2 separate regions of the Homo sapiens genome follow, and region 2 is linked to region 1. The links are chromatin loops, found by intact Hi-C in ENCODE. Cell type or tissue: dorsolateral prefrontal cortex. All regions are shown on one strand. Each heading gives the region's core, and the rest is flanking DNA. Links, peaks and the distances in the headings are about the cores only.

Region 1 (2,500 bases), core at 1-2,500:
TGGCTAAAGGGAAAGTATTTAACAGGAGAACTGGTCTGGGAAAGTGGATTGTGGGTTGCTTAAACTAAGCAAAGACGTTGTGCAACCAGTTTTTACCTAAATTATTTTTCATTACTTCCCAAGTTTAGAGAGCAGCAGTTCACTTTATCAGACTGAACACAGGGAATGAGGTCGCCTTTCCCTCCAGGCCACCACTGGAATCACCTTCAACACGGTTTTGACTTCTTACACAATCAGACGGCGGGAGGGGGGAATCTCATCCTCAGCTTCATAGATAAACGCACCTCACGGCACACACACACAAACAACTCGCGCACATCTGAGGCCACGGATTTCCTTGCAACTCAAAGTCGGAGAAGCGGCCAAACAAGTTTCTTGCCAAATCCCTAGTAGCCACATATGTCCCAGGGCCGCACAGCGATAAAAACTTTGAAACATGCCTCCACATACCACCATTGTGGTCACTCACTCCAGATCCCGCCACCCCCTCCTCACAAATAACAAACTCAGGCTGCCCTGTGCAATTTAAAGCTAGACTCCACCGAAGCACTGGCTCTGCTGTGAAAAGCGGGAGAAAAAGATTGAAGGCTATTAAAAAAAACAACAAACAAACAAAAAACAAAACAAAACAAAACAAAAAAACAAACTACGGCCCCCGGGGCGGAGGGAATAAAACGAACTCGAAAGCTGGAGAAAAGTTAACTTTGCCGTGCCCAGCGGTGGGAAAATTTCCCCGGAAGACTAGCAAAGCCCTCACGATTTTCCCACCCCCGGACCGCCCGACGCTCGGCGGCCACGGACCCGCAGTTCGAACAATGCCGCCAGTGGGAGGGAAAGTTCGCCAGCCCGCCGGGCGCCCGCGCTCCCGCTCCCGCCGGGTGGGCACCCGGGCTTCCCGGGGTGCCTCGCCGCACCCAGCACCACCCGTTCTCCCCTCTCCAGGCACTCGGTTCTTTCCGCCCCCCAACAGCTAAACAGCCAGGGCGCGCCCTCGCTCCCTGGAGCATCCGACCCCTGGCGGCCGACAGAGCAGGTCCTCCCGCCACGGGTCTGGCCCCGTCAGCCCCGAAGCCAGGCAAAGGGCAGGAACGGAGGAGGGGGCGCCAGGAGGGGGCACCGGAGGAAAGAGCCGCAACAGTTATGGCGCTCAATTCCTGCCCGGTGTAGCCGGGAGCTGCAGCCGAGCTCGCGCGTCCGCCCCCGCCCCCCGCCCGGGCCACCAGGCACTACCCGGGCGGGCAGAGGGGCCACCAGGCACTTTACCTCAGCCCACACACGCTCTCGGCCCCAAGGCGCCGGGGACGCCGGAGGCGACCACGATGTGGAACCGGAGCGACCCGGAGCGCGGCGAGGCCGGGCCGGGACTGTGCGCTCCGCGCCGCCCGCTTCCACTCCCGGAGGCCGCCGCTCCCGCCGCCCAGCCGGTGCGACGCCCCCAACCTCGCCCGCGCCGGGTCCGGCCTCCGCGGCGCCTACCTTCGCGCAGCTGGCTCGCGGCTCCTGCCCGGCTCCACGCCGCGGCCCGGCAATGTGCCGGGTGAGTCCGGTCGGAGTGGTAACCGCCCCCCTAACCGCTCGCTTTCTTCTCTTCCCTCCCTCGCACCTGCCCCTTAATCCCCTCCTCGCCCCCGCCCCCCGCCGGGGCCGCCCCCCGCGCCTCAGCTCCCGCCCTCGGCCCTCGTCCGCCCGGCCCGTCAGGCCTCAGCGCTGGGCAGGCGGTTGGGCGGCGGCGGCGGCTGAGGCGGCGCGGAGCACTATTGTATTCCTGACACTGTGCGCTCCCACGCTCCGCCTCTTCCCTTTCCTTCCTCCCCCAACCTCTCCTCCCACCCACCGCCGGCCGCGCTCGCCCTACCGGAGCGGCTCCCAGCCGTCTGCCCGCCGCGCGTTCTTCTGGCGGGCTGGGCGCCGTCGCCACCCGCCGCCTCGACGCCCCGCCCACTCGCCGCTCCCGCACCCGCGGCGCCGCGTTCCAGGTGGGCTCCCCTCCCGTCCAGCTGGGTGCGCCACTGCCCGAGACGCCCCAGCCCCGCCGAGCGCTAGAGAGGACGAGGTGCAGATGCCTCGGCTGTGTTGAAATACAAACTAAGCTTTTCATGGCCCCTTCCAACTCTGAAGTTCCAAAGTGGGACTCTCATACATCAACTCGGTGGCCGCTATTGATTTATGTCGCTTGTGCTTGAATTACCTGTAATAATAAAGCCAAGGTGGCTATTAACATAATTCATTTATTCAGTTGCCAGCACAGGTGGTTTGTGATGTTGTGTGGCTTTTTCGATGTGTCCACTGGTTAGGCTATCGCCCACAGTTATTTGATCGAATGCCAATCCAGGTGTTGCTCTGGAGGTATTTTGCTGATGTAATTAAAGCTCCTAATCAGTTGACTTAAAGTTAGGGAGATAATCCTGGATAATCTAGGTGGGCCTGACGGAATCAGTTGGAAAGCCTTTCAATCAGGGCTGAGGGTGCTGAGTACGTCAGAGAAAGAGAATTTCCCCTA
Region 2 (8,093 bases), core at 2,217-4,716, 81 kb before region 1:
CGATAGCGTGACTTTGGCTCACTGCAACCTCTGCCTCCCAGGCTCAAGCGATCCTCCCACCTCAGCCTCCTGAGTAGCTGGGACTACAGGCACATACCACCATGCCCAGCTAATTTTTGTAATTTTTTTTTTTGTAATTTTTGTAGAGGCAGGGTTTCGACAGGTTGCCCAGGCTGGTCTCAAACTGCTAAACTCAAGTGATCTGCCCGCCTTGGCCTCTCAAAGTGCTGGGATTATAGGCGTGAGGCACGGTGCCTGGCCTCAGAGTATCTTTAATGAGGCAGTGGTTAAGTAGTGGTGGCAATTTCCAATTTGCTAAACTACTATCTTTGGGAAAGATGGTGCTGTGGGAAATCCTTCCTTAGTTCTGGAAAGTATGTGTCAACATCCTAAAATATTTCATTATTTTCCAAGTGATAGTCTTTATAAAATATATCAATTGATTACAAGATCATGCTTTGGGCTTGACTAATAATGAATAATGCCAAATGATCTAATTACAAAGCATAAGCCGTACCTTCATACTTGCCATAACTGCTTATGAAATCTGCTCTACATAGTTTCCTAACCTGAAAACATATTGCAGTGGATTGAATGGTGGCCTCCAAAAAGATATGTCCACATCCTAGTTCCCAGAAACTATGGATATTACCTTATTTGGAAAAAGGGTCTTTGCAGATGTAATTAAGTTAAGAATCTTCAGGTGAAGATATCATTCTGGAATATCCAAGTGGGCTCTAAGTCCATTGACAAGTGTCCTTACAAGAGAAAGGTGGAGGGAGATTTGAGATGGAAGAGGAGAAGGTAGTGTGATCATGGAGGCAGAGATTAGAGTGATTCATTGATCCACAAATCAATCAATGCTGACATCCACCAAAAGCTGGAAGAGGCAAAGAATGAATCGCCCTTAAAACCTACGGAGGGAGCACAGACTGGCTGATTTTTTACTTTTGGCCTTCATACTGTGAAAGAATAAATTCCTACTGTTTTAAGCTACCTCGTTTATGTTAATTTATTATAGCCCTAGGAAACTAATATACATGTTTACCAAACAGAAGAGTAACTTGAAGACTACAGACAAAGGTATACAAAAGCAGAGGCCAATGAAATGTGGTCCTTGTCTATGGCTTCAGAAATACTCAAACCTGGCCGGGTGCAGTGGCTCACGCCTGTAATCCCAGCACTTTGGGAGTCCGAGGTGGGTGGATCACGAGGTCAGGAGATCAAGACCATCCTGGCCAACATGGTGAAACCTCGTCTCTACTAAAAATACAAAAATTAGCCAGGTGTGGCGGTGCATGCCTGTAGTCCCAGCTACTTGGGAGGCTGAGGCAGGAGAATTGCTTGAACCCAGGAGGCGGAGGCTGCAGTGAGCCGAGATCGCGTCACTGCACTCCAGCCTGGGCGACAGAGCGAGACTCTGCCTCAAAAAAAAGAGAGAAATACTCAAACCTCCACGAAGGTGAAGTCTGGGAAACCACCAACCAATTCATACCTGTTTTTCTTAAGCAAATGAAAACTGAATCCAATGACTATTATAATTTTTCCTTCCCCTTTAGAGAAAAACAGGCATATGATAAGCCTGATTTCAATTTTACAAGCTAGCCAGATTAAAGAGCATCAGATCTAAGTTTTCTAGAGAAGCATTTTTACTTAAGGCAGAGTGTGAGAGGCTGCCTTATTTTGCTATGGAAGTCAATCTCAAGCATGAGACAGAACATAAAATGCTGAGTGGATGGGAATGTCAGTTCAGTACTCAGGCAGAAGATATCTGCAAAGTGATATAAAACATATTTACCAGACTGGTCTCATTAACCCGCTTTTGATAAGAAAAGGCATTTTTAAAGTTTTTGAACTGAAAACAAAATAACTATAGCAAATCCCGATTAGTGAGGAGAATTTTATATACAGAAGTGGCACACACATACATACATATTTGTATATATTTTCATAAAGAAACAATAAAAGAATAAACCAAAAACTTAACAAAAAAGGTTAACTCTGCAGAGTGAGGAGAAAACAGGGAGGGGAGAGAGACTTATAGAAAAGTTACCAAAATAGTTGAGCTGAATCTAGCTGGATCTCTCAATATATTTTGTTTTACAGTTTAAAGTCTGAAGCAGGCAAATACTTTATATAATTAAAAAATCTTAGGCCAGGCGTGGTGGCTCACACCTGTAATCCCAGCACTTTGGGAGGCCAAGGCGGGTGGATTACGAGGTCAGGAGATCGAGACCATCCTGGTTAACACGGTGAAACCACGTCTCTACTAAAAATACAAAAAATTAGCTGGGTGTGGTGGCGGGTGCCTGTAGACCCAGCTACTAGGGAGACTGAGGCAGGAGAATGGCATGAACCCAGGAGGCGGAGCTTGCAGTGAGCTGAGATCACACCACTGCACTCCAGCCTGGGCGACAGAGCAAGACTCCATCTCAAAAAAAAAAAAAAAAAATCTTAAAGGAATATGGGTCTGGGACAGACCACCTGGATTGGTATACTGATTTCACTACTGTAGCTTTCAGCAAGTTATCCAAATTCTGCGTCTCAACTTATCTATAAAATGGGGATAATAACACTCACCTCATAGGGGTTGTTGTAAAGATTAAATGGGTGAACTTGTATAAAGGACTTAGCACAGTATGGAGCTCACAGTAATTTCCAAATAAATGCTAGATGGTGTTATTTTATTATCATCACCATAGCATTCCTTCTAAAATCAGAAACAAGTATATAACTGAGTTCTTCTCTATAGTCCACAAAGTAATTGTTGATGGGGTAAGAGAGATATGAGTTCACAGCTCAGTTAAAATGTGCATGGTTTGGCTCCCAAAGACACAGTTCCCAAGCAAGAGCCCCATCAAGAACTTTAACTAACGTTCCAAAGGCCACAAGGTAATGTAGAAACTTCACAAAATAAAACACAGCCATTTGTTGCTAAATTAAAGATAATGAAGGAGGGATCTAGATGCTGACCCTGACCTTTCTAGGTAATGAAGTTGAGAAGTTTTACAAGTTCTTAATAGTGTGTCTATTTTATATGCACTGGTAGTTTTCCCAAAAGTTCCTGAAACAAAAAGGCTTTGTACTTACCAGATAACTGTTCATTTATGGTCAAAGAGGGGATTCACTGGCTAACATACAGTCCAGAAGCTATGCCAAGCCCAACACTGTGTGCACATCTGGCCTGTCAGATGCTTGCAGAAACAAAGGAGGCCTCACTATGAATTCAATTAGAACATCAATGCTTAACCTGCCAGAGCCACAAAATGAAAATGCCCTTTGCAGACAACTCTGGCTTTTATTGCTCTCATTAACATCTCTCAGTTGGCAGTTTTTTAAAGCACAGCTCCTCTGAACATTTGTGTGACATTTTTCATAGGAAAAGTCAAAACATTAACTTCCTGTATGACACAAAGAGTAACACTGTCTGGTCCGTGTGAATAAAGCAGAGAGATTGAACAATTTTGATTCAGTCACTGAAATCTGAAGCTACACATAACTGACCACAAACTAACATGTCACCCCAAAAGCATAAAACAGCTACAAACTGGTAATTATATTTAAGCAAAAGGAATTAATTATAATTATACAATCTTTAGGCAAAAAAAGTTGTCAGGTTATCCAGAAAATCAATAGCAGAGAAAACTTAGCAAAGAACACTGTGCCTAAAACCCTTAAAAACTCTGTTCTTGTTTTGTCAAGACATTGCATCCCACATTGATTTTTTTCAATGAATCAAAAAGCTTATGTAATTTCTAAATTTGAAACTTTAAAACCCATGGAAATATTTTTCAAATAGTTTAAAATAACTCTCAGGTTTCTTATAAAGAATAAACAGAACGTTTTGATGGCTATGGGCTAACACCAACTGCAACATCAATTACCATAAAGCAATGTACCTTTGGGTTGCTTAAGTTGGATTATTCCCTTTCCCCCATATCAAACAGAGGTATAACGGAGAAGGGGGAGCAACAAAGTCTGATTTAGAGATCTGAGCAATTTCAGCACAAGAAATAACATTTGAAGGCTGCTTTGCAAATTATTCTCCCTTCCCTCAATGTCCCTTTTTGTGTAATAAGTATGCACTTGTAGCTCAGTGCTTTTTATCTGCTGTAGGTCAGAAAACCAAGTAATTAAGCTTGTTAGAAATATAGGTACAATGATGTAAACAGGCTTTACTAGAGAGTATGTAGTGCTCTCCACTGAATTAAAATATATGAGCTTTCATTCTGTTGCTATGAAAGTCTTGGATAATAATGAGACTCCAGGCCTACAGATGATATGCAGTCAATGTTTTAAGATAGGTTGATATGTTTTACACACCAGACTAGTAGTCAAAAATATCCTAGCTTTTGATAAAGAATGGAAGACTTTTTAATAGTCTCCCAAAGTGCTGGGATTATAGGCATGAGCCACAGCACCCAGCCAGTTACTATGTACTTTTTCTAGGGATTAAAAACAACAACAACAACTTTACGAGTATGGGCCCTTTTAAGAATCAGATAAGGCTACTATCTCAGAAAAAAAAATTAACAAAGAACATACCCTTAAAAATCTGTATACAATTTCCAGAAGGTACACAAAGCCCCTGAACCATACAGGGGATTCACATATCCCTAGGAAACTCTTCTCTACAGGATAAATTAGAGGGAGATTTGCACAAGAATCTCACTGATACACTAAATATCAAAGAAAAATATGTATCTTTTAATGCAGCCAATTAATCCTCTGCAAAAGGGGTAATTTATATTGCATGTCAGTGACTAATTCCCAGTAAAATCATAAGGCTCAAGAATTCTGGTTTTGTCTCAGACCTGTAGTCAGAAAACAAAAAACAAAACAAAACAACCTCCCGTTTTTATAAGAAGCAAATGGCAGGACAGGCAGCAAATTAACAAATTTTCATGAACCCATCAGAGAAGTGAATCACAGCACAAATACCCAATTCAGAGAGACAGGTGCCTGCAGGGAGACACAGGGCAGAGCATTTGGTTACCTGTGGCAGAAGCCACAGCAGGAACATTAAACTAGAAATTTTGAATCGCTGGATGCTGCGTGGGGACTGATATGAGAATATGAAGTTCTTGGGGGCTGTAGTTATGGGGGGGGGGGTCCCACCCGCTTGCAAGCTTTTTCTTCAGGAACCCAATTAGGCTCACACAGGGAAGCTGGGGTGGGGGCAGGGCCGGGGCAGGGGGCGGTACCTGGAGAAAGCACCAGAGTGGTGCTGTCTGGGTACTTGGTGCTTAGTGCCCTGGTTCCCTTACCAAACAAAAGGCTTCATCTGCAGGGGAAGGGTATCAAGTCAGGACAATGGTGTAGTTTCATTACTGCTGGGAGAAGGGAAAAGCATCCAGCCTCAGCCTCCCTGTGTTACCTAACGGGCAAAAAGGTAATCTACAGGAGAGAGAACCTCAAGGACAAAGGCTGAGAACATCAGAAGATACCTGCTACAGGCCAATGAGGGAACAGGGGGCAGTGGCAAAAAGGCTCTACCTGAAGACTACCTTCCCTACCACCACTTCCACCCCCAGAAACAGGACCACTATGCACCCTAAAGACTAAGAAAGAGTTAATGAGAAGATTAGCGAATACTGCCCCTCCCCCATACCCTCTACTACGCTAAAGACTCCAGGGATAATAACACTGGCTAACAGCTTGGGAGAGCTGCAAGAAACAAAATTCCTATGAGGACAAGCACAAAGAGACCTTGAGCCAAGAGGAGAGACAAAAACAGTGTCACTAGAAGAATTTGAAGTCTCTGTTACAGCAATAACAAATTTCTAACACTCTCATATATTGCTGGTGTGACTGAAAAATGATGAGCCCCTTTGGAAAACAGACTCGTAGTTCTTTAAGTAGTTAAATGGTTAAGTAGAGTTACTATATGACCCAACAATTCCACTCCTATGTGTATAGTCAAGACAACTGAAAACGTACGTCAACATAAAAACTTGTACCTGAATGTTCATAGCAGAATTACTCATAATACTCCAAAAGTGGAAACAACCCAAATGTCCACCAACTGATGAACGGATAAACAAAATGTGGTGTACTGATAAAATGTAATATCATTCAGTCATAAAAAGAAATGAAGTGGCCAGGTGCAGTGACTCACACCTGTAATCCCAGCACTTTGGGAGGCTGAGGTGGGTGGATCACCTGAGGTCGGGAGTTCAAGACCAGCCTGACCAACATGGAGAAACTCCGTCTCTATTAAAAATACAAAATTAGCCAGGCATGGTGGTGCATGCCTGTAATCCCAGCTACTCAGGAGGCTGAGACAGGAGAATCGCTTGAACGTAGGAGGCGGAGGTTGCAGTGAGCCGAGATTGCGCCATTGCACTCCAGCCTGGGCAACAAGAGTGAAACTCTGCCAAAAGAAAGAAAGAAAGTGGGGGGGGGGGGGGAGGGAGGGAGTGAGGGAGGGAGGGAGGGAAGGAAGGAAAGAAGGAAGGAAGGAACTAATACATGTTACAACATGAGAGGTGAAAACACTATGTTCAGTGAAAGAAGCCAGACACAAAGGGCACGTATTGTATGATTCCATTTATATGAAATGTCTAGAATAGGCAAATCCATAGAGAAGGAAGGTAAATTAGTGGTTGCCAGGGGTTGCAGGTAGGGAGATTGGGGAGTAACTGCTAATGGGTAAGGGGTTTCTTTCTGAGATGATGAAAATGTTCTAAATTATGATTGTAATGGTTACACAACTCTGAACATACTAAAACCCACTGAATTATACACTTAAAATGGGTGAATTGTATGCTACAAGAATTATATTTCAAGAAAAGATGTTAAAAATGGTTTTTAAAAGAGGGTGATTATTGGGGTGTCAATGTACACCACATGAGAGGTCTTGATGTTCACTCTCTCCCAGCAATAATGAGGCACCTCTCCTCCTCAATGTGATGTTGGCAGACTGGGTAGGGAGCCTGGGCTGTCACCATCACTGATCAATAAGGTGGTACCTTCACTACCACCATACCCTCCATCATCAGTGGGGGCAACAAAGTGGTGGGAATTTCCACCTCTATGAAGCAGTAGAGACTCCCCAGTGCTGCTTCCCAGAGAGTGAAAGAGCTAGGATGGGGAGCTCAGGAATTCTACAACAGGTAGTAGAGAGTCAGGACCCCTCTTCCCCACTTGCCTGGTTATAGCAGAGGACTACTAAAACAGAAGATTTAAATAAGACTCAGTGTCTAATGACATAATACTAAAAAAGTCCAGGATACAACTGAAAATCACTCATCATACTAAGAACTGGGAACGAGAAGAGACAATCAACAGGCATCAACACTGAGATCCACAGATGTTAGAATTATCTGACAAGGATTTTAAAACATCCATGATAAAAATGTTTCAACAAGAAATTACAAACACTTTTGAAACAAAAAACAGAAAGTCTCAGTGAAGAAATGGAATATATATATAAAGAATAACCAAATGGAAATTTTAGGATGGAATAATGCAATTACTGAAATAACAAACTCATAAGATAGGCTCAACTAATGAATGGAATTAACAAACAGAAGATGGAACCAATGAACAAGAGAAATTATTCAATCTGTTCAACAGAATATACACTGAAAAAAAAAAGAAAAGTGCCTGAGGGACCTGTGGGAAAATAACAAAAGATCTACCATTCATGCAACTGAAGCCCCAAAAGGAGGGGAAAAAGAAGGTGGAGTTGAAAAATATTTGAAGAAATAATGGCTGAAAATTTCCCAAACTTAGTGGAAGATATAAATCTACAGATTCAAGAAGCTGACTAAAGCCCAAAGAGGATAAGCCAAAAGAAATCCATGCCCAGGTACATCATAATCTAACTTTTAAAAACTAAAGACAAAGAAAAATCTCAAAAACAACTGGGAAAGAAATGACTACCTAGAGGAGAACAACCTATTTGAATGGGGGCAGATTTCTCATCAGAGACCATGGAGGCCAGAAGGAAGTAGCACAACATTTTCCAAGTGCTGAAAGAAAAGTACTGTGAAACCAGAATTCTATATCAAGTGAAAATATCCTTCAGGAATGAAGGAGAAATCAAGACATCCTCAAATGAAGGAAAACTAAGCGAATTTATCACCAGC

Evidence for each region. Hi-C counts contacts between places; a loop is a spot of excess contacts. Peaks named below come from ENCODE experiments on the same cell type or tissue, not always from the same donor. Only the 100,000 strongest peaks of a DNase experiment are listed, where the experiment ranks them.
Region 2: it touches region 1 in a loop (2.6-fold over the local background); 9 of 110 quality-filtered maps call a loop at or near these places.

What each region holds. Positions count from the first base shown.
Region 1 is chrX:46,911,696-46,914,195 of GRCh38, reverse strand. It overlaps JADE3 (jade family PHD finger 3), which reads right to left and starts at 1,775. Exons shown (of 11, transcript NM_014735.5): 1 at 1,477-1,775. RefSeq lists silencers at 988-1,397, 1,838-1,967 and an enhancer at 1,708-2,002. In dorsolateral prefrontal cortex, for the core only: a CTCF peak has its summit at 1,018 (motif pointing left); a DNase peak (open chromatin) is centred at 1,795; H3K4me3 peaks cover 2,300 bases; H3K27me3 peaks cover 350 bases.
Region 2 is chrX:46,989,389-46,997,481 of GRCh38, reverse strand. All of the region lies in intron 3 of JADE3 (jade family PHD finger 3), which reads right to left. Among named protein-coding and RNA genes, the nearest start is that of JADE3, 81 kb to the right of the region's middle. In dorsolateral prefrontal cortex, for the core only: no CTCF peak of the experiment used is centred there; a DNase peak (open chromatin) is centred at 3,181; H3K27me3 peaks cover 1,406 bases.